Linked DNA regions of Mus musculus: region 2 is linked to region 1. The links are chromatin loops, found by intact Hi-C in ENCODE. Cell type or tissue: left cerebral cortex. All regions are shown on one strand.

Region 1 (8,000 bases):
GGGCAGGATGGGAAAGAAACTCACTACCTCACCAAAGACCCTTCCCTGGACCCCAGAATATCTCTACCCCACAGGGAACTGTGCAGCCCTTGCAGCTCAAAGCCTTTTCCCTCAGCTCTTCTAAGGTTGGAGGAGTTATGAAGACCCTCCACAAAACCTGCAGGATGTGCTGGAGTCAGCGTGCCTGTGTCTTTTCCAAACTCTGGGGGGGGGGGGGGGGGGGGAAGAGCGCAGCCTAGGCTGGACGCGGGAAGGAGAGAGTCCGCGTGGGTCCCAAGGACCCGAGGAGATGGAGTACCCCGACCCAAATGTCTCCTTACCACAAAGCAGCAACAACAGTGGAAGAAGGTGCAGCCGCTGTGCTGGGGTCTTCATGGCCAACTAAGATGCAGCCGGCTTGCAGCAACAGCGACATTCGGAGGTAAGAGGCTTGGGGCGGGACCAGGGCGGGACCTCGGAGAGCCCCAACCCAGGCCACGCCCCCACCCCGCCCCTGACTCCCTCCGTTGCCTAGAATTCTCAGCTTCTCTCTGGAGGGGCAGGTGGTGGGGACAGGAGGTGGGGGTCGCGTTGGGATATAGACTGGAACAGAGGAAGGGGAAGTGCAGTCGGGTGGGAGAGCCAGTCCAGCGTGGCGGGAATGGAGAAGGGGTTCTAACCGGAAGACTGCAGGTTTGGTCTGGGGATGAGCCGGATTAACCTCAGTGTCAAACTGGGAAGCAAGCTGGAGAAATGAAGGGAGTTATGCAGTACAGGTTGATAGAGGGGAGCCAGGCAGAAGACAGACAAGAGGTTGAACTCGGAGAAACCCGGGGTTCATCCTTGCAGGTCCTGTGGGACCCCCCTAAGCCAGGCACATAAATTTAAGCAGAGACAAGTCTGAGAGCCCTGCCTGTCTCCAAGGGACAGAGAAGGGCATGAAGTGGGTTGCTGAGCAGATGGGGGGGGGGGGGGCATTCTTCCAGACTGAGGCACTGGGGAGGGGAGCTTGGGTGTGCACACATGCAAACACAAATGGCTAAGTCTGAAGCTAACTGAGGGCAGGCGGGTCAGTGACGGGGCCTCCAAGGACCTGGCTTCTGGAATCAGCAGGTAGAAAGAAAAGAAAAGGCCTCAGTTTCTCCCACCATAGACTACATCTGTCCCTCAAGCCCAGGACAGCTTCCTGTTCCCAATGTTGGGACCACTCCTCAGAAAGAGAAAAGCAGACCTCTTTGTCCTCCAAAGCTTATTGTCCCCCAGGAAAGCACTTGCTGGTCTGAGAGCTAAGGCCCAGACCTGGGAGGATGGCTTTCCCCACCTAAACAAGCACTTCTGTCTCCCACGCCCCATCACTGAGCTCAGCTCACCTTTCCTGACCTAGAAAGGCTCACTACAACTTTCTGTGAATTTTCACTGAGAAAATTCTGGTCGAAGCCAGAAACAAAAACAAACAAGCAAATAAACAAACAAAACCCTGTAACTACTTTAGGGCTGAAGAGATGTCACAGTGGTTAAGGGCACTTACAGGGGACCTGGGTTTGGTTCCCACAGGTACTGGAGGTAGCGCATGATCATCTGTATCGCCAGCTCCATGGGATCCAGTTCGTTCTGGCCTCTGAGGGTGCCGCACGCAATTGTGCACACCCATACATATAAACCAAAGAAATCTTAAAGATTAAAAAAAATAGCATTTTTAAAAACCAGTTAGCAAAGAGAACCTAGGAAGCCTGGGCTTGCTACAGCAATAACAAAGGAGTCTAATTAAAAGTAAAACTGATTTAACTTGGTCAGTCATCCTCCTTCAAGAGGGGCCAACATCTAGGCCATTATCCCTGCCCCTGTGCTAAGGGGAGGGGGCGCTAATCAGGACAAAAAGGATAAGCCAGCAGGTTGCTCTTATAGAGGGCTGATTGTCCCACAACCTGAAGTCAGAAACGGGAAGGCAGACTCTGTACCACCTTGACTATCGTCAGCAATGACGAACGCACACCTCGGGTGGGCACTACTCGGGCAGCTGAATGCAGGACCTGCTCACTGGCTCTGCTGTGGAGAAAGCTCACTCAGTCCACAGAGGTGAGTCCCAACACCTCAGCTACACAGGGCTGCCCATGCCCCTGGTATGCCCCAAGGGCCTCTAATCCTGCTGAGCCGCAGCCTATGTCACACCTTCAAAGCAGATGAGGAAGGACGGTACCAAAGGGAGGTCAGTGCCATAGCCACCATTCAGCCTTCCTGACGTAGGGACCGCCCGCTCTTCCCATCCCCCTCCCTCCCGGGCCCCCGGGCCCTGGCTAGGCTGCACATGTGGCATGGTACAGAACTGTCTCCTTCACTCGGAGTCACGGCTCCTCTCTCCAGACCTGTCCAGATCCTGCTCTCTATTCTACATAATGACTGACTGACCCCTGGGACCCCAGCGGTGTCAAGCAGGACAGTGTGAGCCAGGGCTGGTCAGAGCCAAGCTGCCTTTGACAGTCTGTCCACCACAGAGATCCTGTGACCATAGGGATACAGGGCTGAGAGACAGAATTCCCTCTCGGAGATAGCAGTCACTGTGGAGAAGCCTCTGAGGACATGACAAGGGACTCATGGCTGTCACAGACTCCCATTGCTCTTCCACAAGATCCTGACTCCTGGCCTGAAGCAGGCATCCGTCTCTGATGGCTGTGACCCTCAGGCTCAGCGGCAGTAAGTGATTAATAACATGGAGCACTCATTTCCTTGCTCAGCACTCGGTAGGGCTGGCTTGGGGGAAAACCCAAGCTGTGTACGGCATCCCTAGGGTAGAGAGCTTACCTGATGGTCCAGACCCGACAGGAACATGGTTGAGGATAGGGCTTGAGCAATGCCAACCAAACCTGCCCCACACACTAGAGCAGGACGAATTCCCCTGCCCTAGGGTTTTCGGCAGGTGAGGTGATGAACACACTAGAGATGAAGATGGGTTGTCCTGGCAGAACAGGACCTGAGGAAGTGAAGCATGGGGCTGGAGCGAGACCACTCGGCTGGTGCCTAAAGTCAGAATGTCCGTGAGCTGGAGCTCTGTAAATGTCAGAAATGCTGGCCATCTGCTGGGGCCATCACTCTGAGGACAAGAGCATATTAATTGATGAGCCTTGGAACTCCTGGAGCCACCGTGGGTCAGGAGGCCCCACAATAGCTACTGCATCCCTCGTACACCTCTCAGCCCACCAGTGAGGTTGCCAAGGTTGCTGTTGATCTTTGCTGTTTTTCCATCTACAACGGGAATGGCCACTCCTCCCACACATGTGTGCACGCATCTATATTCTCAGACTCGTCAGGCTGAGCCGTCTTGAGCCTGCATCTTGTGCTCTAGGGTTCTCTTACCCCGACATCGTTCACCAGCCTTTAGACCAACTTCCCAATTCAAGGCACTGTGGCCAGCCAATTACTCTTCCTCTTAAATGTTTAAGGAGTTCTCCTCCACGATCGGCTTCTAAGAGGACATTGTGATCAGATAGCACCCCATTTCCACCTGACAGAAATGCACAGTATCTTGCCTGGCCCTCTCCCTGAACTGGACACTTCTGCCACATAGCTGCACACAGAGGCACATGTGCATGCAATGTGTGCACGAGCACGTGTGCACACATACATATGCACGTTGCACATACAGCACGCACATATGTACACACATATACAATACACATACACATTTACACATGATACACACAACCACACACATATGAGACACATACACAAATCACACACAGATATACTAACCAGACCTATCACACATACACACACACACACACACACACACACACACACTCAAGAAGCATCAGAGATTAGTTTCTTCTCCCATCCAACGAGACTGCCTCAGAGGCATTCCTGATGATTTGGCGCCCCCTGCTGGAATAACATTTAAGTAACTCAGTCTGTGGTAGATGAGGTAGACTTAACATACTTGCAGAAGGGAGAATTACATAAAGGAATGTTTCTGACCCAGCCTACAACTCACTATCCAATTCTGTCTTCTTTTTAAAATGTATTTTAATTAACACATAGTAATAATACATATTTATAAGGTCCAATGAGGCTCTTCAATACAATGCATAATGACCAAGTCAGGGAAACTGGCCTATTGTCTCAGACAGACAGCCTTTCTTTCTGTTGAGAACCTTTACAACCCACTCTACTGACTACATTAAAATATTCATTTTAAATCACTGTCAATCACAGTAATTCTATGCTGTAAAACATTTTGAAGAGACTGGAGAGATGGCTCAGTGGTTAAGAGTTCTGGCTGCTCTTGCAGAGGAGGTGGGTTTGTTCCCAGCACCCACCAGATGCAGTTCCAGGGGATCCGACACCCTCTTTTGACCTCTGCAAGCACCAGGCATGTACATGCAGGCAAAATACTCATGCCTATAAAATAAGCATCCCTTAAAATTGTAGTAGAGCATTAGAAAGCTTATCCTTCCTGTCCCTCATAGTTTCATAAATGTCAGAACCTGGACACGCCAGGGAAGAGGGACTCTTGGCTGAGGGACTGAGCTGCCTCCATCAGACTGGTCTGTGGACTTGTCCGTGGAGCATTGTCTTGCTGATTGGTGTGGAAGAGCCCAGCACACTGTGACTGACGCCACCCCTGGACAGGTGTGCCTCGGTTACATAAGAATCAAGGCACTGAGCAGTGTTCCTCCGTGGTTTCTGCCTCATGCCCCTGCCTGAGCTTCTGCCTTGGCTTCTCTTGATGGTGGACTGTAATCTTGTAAAATGAAATAAGCCCTCCCTCTCCTTCCCCTCCCCGCTCCCGGCCGTGTGGCTGTTAGTCATGGTGTTTATCACAGCCACAGAGAAGCAAACTAGATCTCTGCCATCCATGTGCACACACACCCATTACCCAGCCACTCTAGGAAACATTAGTCTGGTCTCTGGTTCTTTGAGAGCAACATTATTCTGCTTAGTGTCACACCCCCTCCCCCTCCCAGGCCATCTAAGGCTACCTCATGAGACTCTTCAACAGATAGATAGATAGATAGATAGATAGATAGATAGATAGATAGATAGATAGATAGATGGATGCATAGATGGATACACGGATGGATGGATGGATGGATGGATGGATGGATGGATGGATGGATGCATACATGCATGCATGCATGGATACACAGATGGATGGATGCATGAATGGATGCATGGATGCATAGATGGATACACAGATGGATGGATGGATGCATTCATGCATGCATGCATGGAAGGAATGCATCACCCCACTCCCTTCCTGTAAGGTTTCTGCTGAGCAGTCTGCTCTTTGTGAGGATTCTGTCACATATGAGTCTTCAGCTTGCTGCTTGATGAGTCTCTTCTCATCATGCTTTCAGCAATGACAGGCCTCAAAGAGGATCTTTCTTATTGAATCTGTTGCAGGTCCCCTAAAGCTTCTTGGTATCTTTTCATTCCCCAAAAATAGTTTTCAGCAGTTGGGTCACTGAATAGGTTTTCTATGCCATGTCCCTCCTCCTTCTAGACCACTCTTTATGTTAGTTGTAGGTTTCTTCATTTCTTTTTTTTTCTTTAAGATTTATTTATTTATTATATGTAAGTACACTGTAGCTGTCTTCAGACACACCAGAAGAGGACATCAGATCTCATTACAGGTGGTTGTGAGCCACCATGTGGTTGCTGGGATTTGAACTTCAGACCTTCGGAAGAGCAGTCGGGTACTCTTACCCACTGAGCCATCTCACCAGCCCAGTTTCTTCATTTCTAACTTATGTATCTGGTTGATTTGTCTACATGTATGACAGTGTACCACATGCATGCAGTACCTGTGCCCACCAGAAGAGGATGTCAGATCCCCTTGCAACTATGAGTTCCAGAAAGTTGTGAGCCACCAAGAGGGTCCTGAAAAACAAACCTGGGCCGGGCAGTGGTGGCACACACCTTTAATCCCAGCACTTGGGAGGCAGAGGCAGGTGGGTTTCTGGGTTTGAGGCCAGCCTGGTCTACAGAGTGAGTTCCAGGAAGAAAAAGGAGGAGAGGAGGAGGAGGAAGAAGAGGAGGAGGAGGAAGAGGAGGAGGAGGAGGAGGAGGAGGAGGAGGGTATCCTAGCTCAAAGGCTCTTTATCCTTTTTTCCTGTGTCCTGGGCATGTGTGTGTGCCTGTGTGTTATATCAAAAGATCTGCCTTCAAGCTCAGAAATTATTTACTGGATTCTTGGGGCTCTCCACTGTGTTATTTTTATTTTTTATTTTCATATTGTTTTTATTTATGGAGGTCTTTAGCTACAGGGTTTCTGGCTGGCATGTCTTTATGCTACAGAAGACCAGTGTACTCACCCACATAGCCCTCAAAACTGATAGGTGTTCACGTGGCTCTCAGACATTGCCAAGTCTCACTGAACTATGAGGAACCCTGTGTGTGTTATACTGGGCCTCCAACCTGAACCAAAGTTCGCACTGCATATCCTACCAACAGCTGGGACACATCTCCAATACCTTTTACTTTTACTATATAAAACACACTACTAAACTGGTAAAGATGGTCCAGAAGTGGTGGTGTACGAGTCTTTAATCCCATCACTCGGGAGGCAGAGTTAAAAGATTTAAGGACAACTGACCTAGCTGAAACACAGACACCAGTACAGGGATACAAGGAGCGGGAGAAGGCAAGGGAGTGCCATGATGCCTCCAAGGGGAAACTGCCTGTTAAAGGATTCAAAAGAATGATAAATTCAGCAGAACTAGAGATCATAAAAACTGTGGGCAGAGTCTAGAAGAAATGTTAACAATAAGTGTGCAGACAGCCTCACTGGCCTTAGGACTAAATTAGCAATCACTTTCTTTCACCTCCCATGGCCTCTTTCCCTTCTCTACACAATATGACCTTTAGCTTACTGACCTGTTCCTGCCAGGTGCCTGTGCAGAGTCAGAGCTGGCATCTGGAGCCTACCTGTGGTCCTCAACAGATTCTTCACTTATCTGATGTCAGCAACCTGAAAGTACCAACAGTAGCAAAATTATAGTTGTGAAGTAGTAACAAAACTAACTTTATGGTCAGGGGTCAGCACAACATGAGGAACTGTACCAAAGGGTGGCAGCATTAAGAAGATTGAAAACCATTGTTTTAAGGGGAGATGACACACATTCTACCCTGCAAGGGAGCTCACTACGCTCAGACGTTGAACAACTCAGTAGCTCCGGGAAGCCTTTGAAGCTGACTAGACCCCTCCCTCTCCAAGCAGATATAAGCAGTAAAGATCTGAAACACACTCTCAAATAAACTGAGCTGCTGGGCAGAGGCCCAAACCAACTGGGCTACCTGGAAAGGACACGCTCCAAGCTTTTGAGCTGCCTGCAGGTTGTGCGGGTGCTCCGGGTTTCCAACTTCTTGTAAATTGTCCCCTATGCTGGTGCTGATGCAGCTGCCTTTGGGTCATTTCTGCTCACGTAAGTACGATAGAACTCACTGCTTCATCAAGATGGACTTTGGTAATACCCTTCCTTCCGTCTTTCTGGAATCAGTAGACAATTGTTCTTATCTCCCCAGGAATAGTGTCACGCAGCAGGCCTGAACAGCACAATGCAGGCACGGAGCTGTTCCTTCAGGCCCAGATTTTCCATCTCCTGAAAAAGGTTGGTGCCCCGGGTGACTCCCTCAGCATCCCTCAGGGAAGACTATGATGTGGACTTCTGGGTTAGCACACATGTACATAAATCTGGCAACCAATGGGAGAAAGCAAAATAACACAGGTAAAATTTTAAATTTGTTCTGCAGCAAATGCAAGGTCCAGGAAGTACCAAGCAAGCTCTCTACCGTTGAGTTACAACCCTGAATCTGAAATTTCAAGTTTTAACCAAACATCACCTAATTCATTACACCTGAAAGACTACCTTTCTTTCTCTTTTTGGTGAGTATTCCTTCAATGTGTAATCAGTATGCAAAATTCATAATGAGATACTCTACATTGCTCTTTCACACTGTCTTTAAATTTTGCTTTGTCTTTGACATTTAAAATTCACTTCAATTCAAATAGTACTCCTGAATTAGTC
Region 2 (8,000 bases), 540 kb before region 1:
TCTGACTGTATCTGTGAGGGTGCACAGCTTCTCCCGAACTTGGTCCTGAGGACCTTGCTCTATTCCTACCCCAAATTCTGCTTGACGGAAGTCACCAGAAACCCTTGCGTTTGAGGTTTCTAGGGCCCAGACCGTTAGCTTTGTCATGTGATCACTGAGTTCTACAGAGGAGAGCAGCCATAGACTGGGGTTTAGACAAGGAGTTAGATGCTCCATAGAAGTGCCAGGCAGCAGGTATAGCACTGACCAGGATGGTCTGTACAGAGCACAGAAGTATCTATGGCATCTGGAGAAGTAGCCCACACGGAGGAGAGGCTTCAGCCTCCCTGTCAGACATCAGTAGGAAGGGCAGCAGGCAGCCCGAGTGGGATACTCAGGGATGGACCAAATGCTATGGAAAGAAAGGGGGTAAGAGGCCAGGAACGTCAGCAAGGTGGGGACTCAAGCATCAGGCAAGAAAAGCCTCCAGGGTCAGTTTTGAGAAACAGGCAATGTGGGGAGAGGAGAAGCCAGCGGTGGCCAGGGCTCTGGTCTGGAAACCAGAGAGGAGAAGAGTGTGCTGCTAACCAGCTGGGGCAAAGGTGGATGGTGGATGGTGACTCTGAGCAGGGAGAAAGCTAGAGAACAAAAGCAGTCATCAGCTAGACATGGTAGACAGGCCAGCCTGGGCACCTGGGGGCCTGAAGCAGGGGACTTGCTGTGACTTCTACATCAGCCTGGGCTACAGAGTCAGACCCTGTCTCAAAAGCAAACAACCCAGTGACTGCTCCCCGGAATACACGCGGACATCAGCTGGAGCTGAGGAGTGGTAAGGAAAGGAGAGGCTGGGGGTCCTGGGAAGCAAGGGAGATGGGCCAAGGTGGTGGGGATCTCTAGTCTGGCCCAGGCAGAGGCCTAATACTGCTTGGGAATGGGGCTATGGAATCACAGAGTGTCAGACAAGATCTTCTGTAAGCAAACAAGCACCATCTTTCCCCAAAGCACAGACCAGAAGTCAGGTGATGGGGAAGACAAACGGACAGAGGGAACAAAGATAAAGCTGGAATTCCATAGTATTTCCAGATAGAATATTTATTCCAGATGTGTATTTAACAATGTATGGGACGCAGCTTTCCACGTTCAGCTTTGGTTACACAATCAGCATCGGAACTTTCCCAGCAAATGTGCATCAGACACAGATCTGTGTGAGACGATGAGGAAATCTCCGAGTGTGGGCCAACCTCCCTCCCCTAACCCACTGAAAGCTTCCGGCCTCAGACTGCCTTGTTCTAAGCAGCATCACTCTGCCCTTTCAAAGCAGAACTTTGCAAGAGCTGAGATATAGTATTTACATGTACAGAGATGAGAAGAGCTTCATGTTATATAAATTAATATAGCACAAGAACTGTGTAGAAAAAAATAAACTTACAGTGAATAAATACAAACCAGCTTCATGTATCAAGCAGTATGTGGAGTATAAAAACTAGTTCCTGGATATATACATATACACATATATAAAATGGTGTGCTCCAGAGTATAAATATACTATATACTTAAATATTTTGTGTGAACACGGAAAAAGAAAAGAACTCCTTTCAGTTATGTACATTAAAATACTGGTGGCAGTTGGGGTCCCCTCTAGTCTCCAGAGACCCAGGGATTTTCTTTCCACTCCATGGGTAGACACACCAGCAGAGTCCAGCTTCTCCATCCAGGGATGTCTCACACTGAAAAGACAGGACTGAGGTCAAGAGCAGCAAGAGATGAGAGCTCTGGCCACCCTGTCCCCGAGTGAGGCCAAGCACTGCACAGATACCCACTGGCTAACACTCAGCACTGCCAATGCCCTTCTGGCTGTCATAACAAAATGGAGTCACTGGCAATATGGCACGTGTGATGATGACCTCATTATCTACTTAGTGGTATAGTGTTTTGACAATAATCTGCTTCATGGCCCTGCTGGCAAAAGAGCCCAGCAATAGGTCCCATTGAATGACCACCTCTATCACATAGCTAGGCCTGGCCCCCAGTTTTTCCTCAATGAGATCCCAGAACTCGCACTTCGCCAAGTCCTAAAGTTTCATTTAAGCCTTGACTTCTTCGATCTCATTTATTACTAGACATAGCACAAAGCACAATAGTGTATTTTCCTACCGAGTTTGTTTTTATTTGTGGGAAGAGAAAAAGCAAGACATCTGTGACCTACACTGACTGTAGGTCCTTTCCCCTAGTAGCAAGAAACTGAAATATGAATGTCAGTGTATGGAACACACATCTCTGCTGATCTGAGTGAAGGCACCGATGCCTACTCCTCCCTACTGGCTGAAGTGCTCCTTGGTCATCACACTAATGCTTAGTCCTCCCTACTGACTGAAGTGCTCCTTGTCCATCACACTAATGCTTAGTCCTCCCTACTGACTGAAGTGCTCCTTGTCCATCACACTAATGCTTAGTCCTCCCTACTGACTGAAGTGCTCCTTGTCCATCACACTAATGCTTAGTCCTCCCTATAGGCTGAAGTGCTCCTTGTCCATCACACTGCCTCTTTCTTAGGACTAGCTTTTCCCAACTGCTGCAGGGCTGGATCTCAGAAAGCTACCCGTGATATGTATTAGGGCCTATGAATCATTTGACTTTTAAAAATTCATGAAGTTTTACAAGAATCTGGATGAGCAGAGCTAGCCCGTGAGAGCACACGGTAGCAAAGCCACCTACCTGTTTGCTGTGATAAAATCCATTCTTGTTGCAGTTTGGCAGATAAAATTTGTAGATTTCATCTCCTGCTTTCTGTTGGGCTGCAGCTAATCTCTCTAGCACTTTATAGAGTTCTCGTTGGCAGGGCTCCTAAAAGGATAATTTTATATTAGCTTGAGTACAAGAGACAGAAACTTATCATTTTAGACAATGACTGAGACAGAGCAGGAGCAGCCCCCACCACCGAGGCACGGTATTCTAGGACTGTGAGTCAAAGAATATGCCCTATCCGGGCCTTATTTTCCATCTGCGTGCAGGACAGGTTGGTCTCAGGCTCAGGCTATGTGGATAAAGGACGAAGACACTCTCGTCCTTCCTCGGTGGCAAGAGCTGGACTGATGGTGTAAAATGCTTCCCGACCCTGGCTATTTGCTGAATAACTTGAGCACCTGAACTCTGGGAGAAAAGACTCAGTCTCTCTATATGGAATTTAGAATCAGAAATACCTAGCTTTTCAAACAGCCATCCTTGCATTTGACATATGTCATGTTGATTATGGAGCAAGGCATTCCTTTGGATAATTTCCAGATGAAATTCTAAAGTGCCCCTAACAATGTTTATTCTTCCACTTCATTGGGCGGATTGGTACTTCTTCAATGCCTCTTCGGTACTTTCTCTCCACCTTTGGTTCTCTGTCGCCCCCAAGTGGTCAAATTGAAAACTAGCCAGTAAACTAAAGAAGTTCTTGCTGCATAGTTGAAGGCTGGCAAAATCGTGGAGCCTGATGGTGGTAACAATTATTGAACATACTCAGTGACAAAGAAACCTAGACTAAAAATGGCCTATTTTATGCTGTATTTTTAAGGAGGCAAAGATACATCAGGGATGGGAGTAGTTATACTCCTGTGCCCAGCCTCATGTTTGGTGCCCTTTAGGAATTGTCTAGACTAAACTCTTCACTTCGATGGATATACCTGAAGGTCTGAGTGCAGGGTCTCACCTTCCATTTCTTGAGGTCGGCGATCTCCCGGGCCCGCATGCTGCTATAGGTGCTGATGGCGTTCCACAGGATGGGCTGATCCTCGCGGGATGGGGCCATCAGGTGGAAGCTGTCCAGCAGCTGCTCCTCTGTCATCTCTGGGCTCTCAGAAAGCTCATCCGCGGAGACCACAGCAGCCTTTGCCTCTGAAAAGCAAACCCCACATATGCATGAGCCCCTGGAGGTGCCACTCCTCCCCACGTATGCATTATCCCCTGGAGGCGCCACTCCTCCCCACGTATGCATTATCCCCTGGAGGCGCCACTCCTCTGCCAACTCACTTCTTGCCCTTAAGACCGATCAATCGATAATGGTCAGGGGAAATCAGAATTTTTTTCACCGATGACTCTTTGGGAACAAGTATGGCCAAATAGCAATACTATTCTTTTCTGGGAAAATGGTATATTCCGGGGTGAGGCAATATTCTGGGGTGGCAGAGAGAGTGGGGTAGGATATAACCTGAAGACGCCAAGGACTAAGGCCAAGGCTTGAGCCCATCAGTGGTGAGCCTTGACCCCTCAGCCCTCCTCTCCACCCCACAGAAAGAGTCTAGTAAGACCCCAGGACAGGTATAGTTTAGTTAGAAGAAAGTTCTAGAATGTAGCCTTCCCCACCTAGACCACCATCCTGCTCTTTTTTGGGAGCCCTGCTTTCCTGCACACTAAGTCACCTCTCGGGTGGCCTCTCGAAGAGGAGGCCATCATCAGATATCAATGAAGAGGGCCCACCCCCCACTCAGGACCATTGGGGTAGCTCTAACTTCATTCACTTGAAAGGCTCAGATGCCTGCAGTACAGCTTCCCATCAGAATATGGAACCACGTGGCTCCTCCACACCCACACAGGACGTGCATGCAGCCCAGATGGGGAGATAGGGGCTGGAGCAGAGGAAGAGGCATTTTCCAAGCTTCCTACTACAAACAAACCAGTGCTTAAATTCAGGAAAGAGCCTGATTGTCAGACTCCTAGCAGGCAACGTACACATCAAACACTGTTTGTCTATAGCGATGAATGGAAGTGAAGGTCTGGGCCTCAATTTTCACATTATGTTCTGTAAACATCTGGGAAGCACATACGGCGTGGCAGGATATATGCTACAAAGGACATTGCAAACCTCCTGGGGGCAGCAGGAGGACTCCCATTCTAAACCTCCCTGGACCCTCCAGCCATTGGAACTGCCAAGGGCAGAACCCACAGGAGGAGGCCGGAGGTGCTTGAGCCAGCACCCCACCCACCTGGCAGCCCCATAGCTCCCTCCACCTCCACTGAAAGACCGAGTAGGATCATTACTACCTAACCTGCAAACTTTCTTCACAACTCTCCACTCTACATGGGGTGCTTGGACCACCCCTTCTAGGATGTTTCCTGGGCAAGACCACACACAGATGGACCTCACTGAGAGATTTATTTGACTATAACAGCTTAAACCTCTTAGTGGGCCAAGAGTGCCTTTGCCCTATCTGCTATAAGTTTCCGATAGGCCTCTGCTGGCCTAGGAAGCACGTATGTCCCAGCCAAGAGATCTAGAGGCAGAGATGGACTGCAGTACCTTCATGCTGGGAGCTGAACAAGGTGCTCGTGGCGGGTGCAGCAGGTTCTGGTACACAGGCTCCCTGACCACGGGTGAGGGCATGCAGGGGACGAGGCTCTCCTGGCAACGCACGGCAGCTGAGTCCCTGGGCGCAGCGAGCAGTGGCCACACCGCAGGCAGCACCCATCGGCAAGGCACATGTCGGGCAGCAGCCACAGCCTGCAGGCCGAGAAATCTCGGGGCACGAAGCGGGCACGGGTGGACAGAGCCCCAGCCTCTCAGCAGTGCAGGGAGCACAGTGCCATGGCTGGGGGGCTCCAGCGGCCACGCCAATCTGGAAGGACAGGAGAATCAGGAACGGCCAAGAAACAACAGTTAGGAACTCGGGCATCGCAACTGGTTCAGCAGGCTGTGGATGAGACTCTGGACAGGCAGCAGTTGCTCAGTGGTCACGACTTTCTGAGTAGATAGTAGTGGCAATGGTGGTCACAGCTCTCTGGGCAGACGGCCGTGTGCAGTGTTCAATGCTCGCTGGGTGTGTGTCTCCGCGGGCAGTGGACCATGCTGGCTGGTCGTACCCAGAGCCTTATGAAGGGCTGGCTGTGCGGCACAGGTTAATGATTGTCAGGGCAGCGTGCTAGGACCCCAGTGTTCAAAATAAGTTTGTTTTGCTTGTGAGCTCTACACAAACCGTGGGTGGAAGGGGGTAAAGGGATCAGGTTTTCTACTATGTTTGTCCCGTGGTGATGGACTGGGACAGGAGCTAAAGTCCAACTCTGTCAGCAAGCTGCTAGCCAGATGGGGGAGGGCACTTGCTTTTGTTCAGGGGAAATCAAAGACCTAGCCGGCCAGGCTCACAGAAAACCTAAGCGACTAAAGAAAGAACAGATTAGACCAAGAAGGCTTCAGGCCCCAAAGGGAAGGGAAGAGTGGGGCTCTCCGTGACAATGCCCACAGTTGTTTCTCCCTCCCCAGGAAGCCTCTAGCCATCAAAGGAAGAAATCCGTAGTTCACCTCCTGGCTCCTGGCTATAAATTCCAAAAGAACAGTTGTGCCTTCAAAGAGAGAAAGTGCTAGGACTCCGGGCACTTGGTCTATATCGCCATACCCAAGCTGTCTCTGACAGTCTAATGGTCTAGTGTAATTGAGATGCTTATCAACGATCAAGTCTGACAGCTTTTTCTGCATCATTTTTTCATTCTTTTATATCACAAGGAAAACTTCAGAAATGTTTAAGGGCAATCTGAAATAGGACTCACCTTGGAATCTCACCAAAACTTCCCAGAGAAAACTGATCATGGACCACCCCCCCCCCTCCTTGCCTGTGAATATCTTCTAAGTCCCCAGGTCTAGATTTTTGTCTCCCACATACCTTTGTGTCTATCTGCTGACCTGGGTGCTAGATCAGAGCGACCAACCTCTAGCAACAGCTTGGAGCCTCTTACCTTGTCCTTTTTGGTATTGCTTTGGGGTGGGGTAGAACCCTGAAAACTGTACTGTACCACAGTGTTGCGTGCTTATCCAGCCCCTCACTTTCTTTAGCCATGGCATTTCAGAAAGCCTTGGAGATTTTAGCCCCAGGCTCTAGAGGAGGATATTGAAGGCAAAGGTTGCAGGAGATTTTAGGTCAAGGTCACAGAGACTGCCCTGGAACACCCTGGACAAACTCTCACATCCCTGTGACCCAGCAGTTCATCACTGCACCCTGAAGCTTGGCCTTGGGGGATGGCTTCCTGGGTGACTTGACTAAAGCACTTTAAACACATGTGCACCGATGCATCGCCTACCAATGTCTGCCCTCTCATTCAAAGAAACCAGCATAGGTGCCCACTACTGAGCAGGTATGTTAATAGTGACTGGCTGGCTTTTTAATTCGAGGTACAGAAAAAGCCTAGCAGATAAGGAATCAGAGGCATAGGCCAGTGGGCCACAGTGAGCAGCACACTTGCCAGGAGAGAGGACTCATGGGGTGGGAAGGTAGGTTATGCCAGATAAAGACTGAGGAAGAGTCCCCATATGGATAGAGAATTCAGGAACTCAGCTTCATCACAAAGCAAAAGGCAGCAGGCGCAGGCTGACCATTCGCATCCGACCACAGAAGCACCTTTCTTGTCTCCAGAGAGAGACAGGGGACCTGTACTGACTCTGCTTCTGGCACTGCCACTGTTCTGCCTACAGCCACTGCTGAAGGAGCTGGGTGTTAAGAGAAAGGGACCCTGAGGCTCAGAGGCCAGAAGTCTGTGAAAGCCTGTGGCTACAGATGATGACACAGACAGAGCTCACTCTAAAGCTGTCCCTACACAGCCTACATGTCCACAGTCAGACACTGGATAAGGAAGTCCTGGAGCAGTCCCTGAAAAGCTCAGCTCATCGTGAGCCACACAGAGCAGTTCTTTCTTTCCTATAATCTTTACAAAAGATGTTCTTCAATTAAGGAAAACTGCCGCACTAAGGAACATTGGGAGGATATGAGATTGCTGAGCAAAAGCAGCTGTGATTGTAAATATACTGAATACCTGGAGAAGAGTACAAACCAACAGCAGACAGGCTGGCCACCAGGGGAGGGGTGATTCTGGGGCCTGAGGACAGATTGTTTTTTTCCTGTGCCCTTTTTGTAGCCTTCTGGATCTGCACTGTGTGCTTGTAAAAAGAAAAATCACACTGGGCTACAGATACAGGTGTGGGACAGAGTGCTTGCCTGACATGCACAAGGCCCTGCGTTCGATTCTCCAGGCCTGAAAAAAAAAAAAAAGAGAGA

Evidence for each region. Hi-C counts contacts between places; a loop is a spot of excess contacts. Peaks named below come from ENCODE experiments on the same cell type or tissue, not always from the same donor. Only the 100,000 strongest peaks of a DNase experiment are listed, where the experiment ranks them.
Region 2: it touches region 1 in a loop (4-fold over the local background); 6 of 42 quality-filtered maps call a loop at or near these places.

Annotation. Positions count from the first base shown.
Region 1 is chr11:6,650,948-6,658,947 of GRCm38, reverse strand. It overlaps Ramp3 (receptor (calcitonin) activity modifying protein 3), which reads right to left and starts at 415. Exons shown (of 3, transcript NM_019511.3): 1 at 321-415. The coding sequence starts at 375. It also overlaps the pseudogene Gm11978. In left cerebral cortex, CTCF peaks have their summits at 417, 3,877 (motif pointing left) and 5,789; DNase peaks (open chromatin) are centred at 499 and 3,846; H3K4me3 peaks cover 873 bases.
Region 2 is chr11:7,195,592-7,203,591 of GRCm38, reverse strand. Igfbp1 (insulin-like growth factor binding protein 1) reads right to left here and starts at 5,805. Exons shown (of 4, transcript NM_008341.4): 1 at 5,261-5,805; 2 at 3,674-3,858; 3 at 2,695-2,823; 4 at 1,046-1,706. The coding sequence starts at 5,633. The coding sequence ends at 1,575. In left cerebral cortex, a CTCF peak has its summit at 3,389 (motif pointing left); DNase peaks (open chromatin) are centred at 3,377 and 4,604.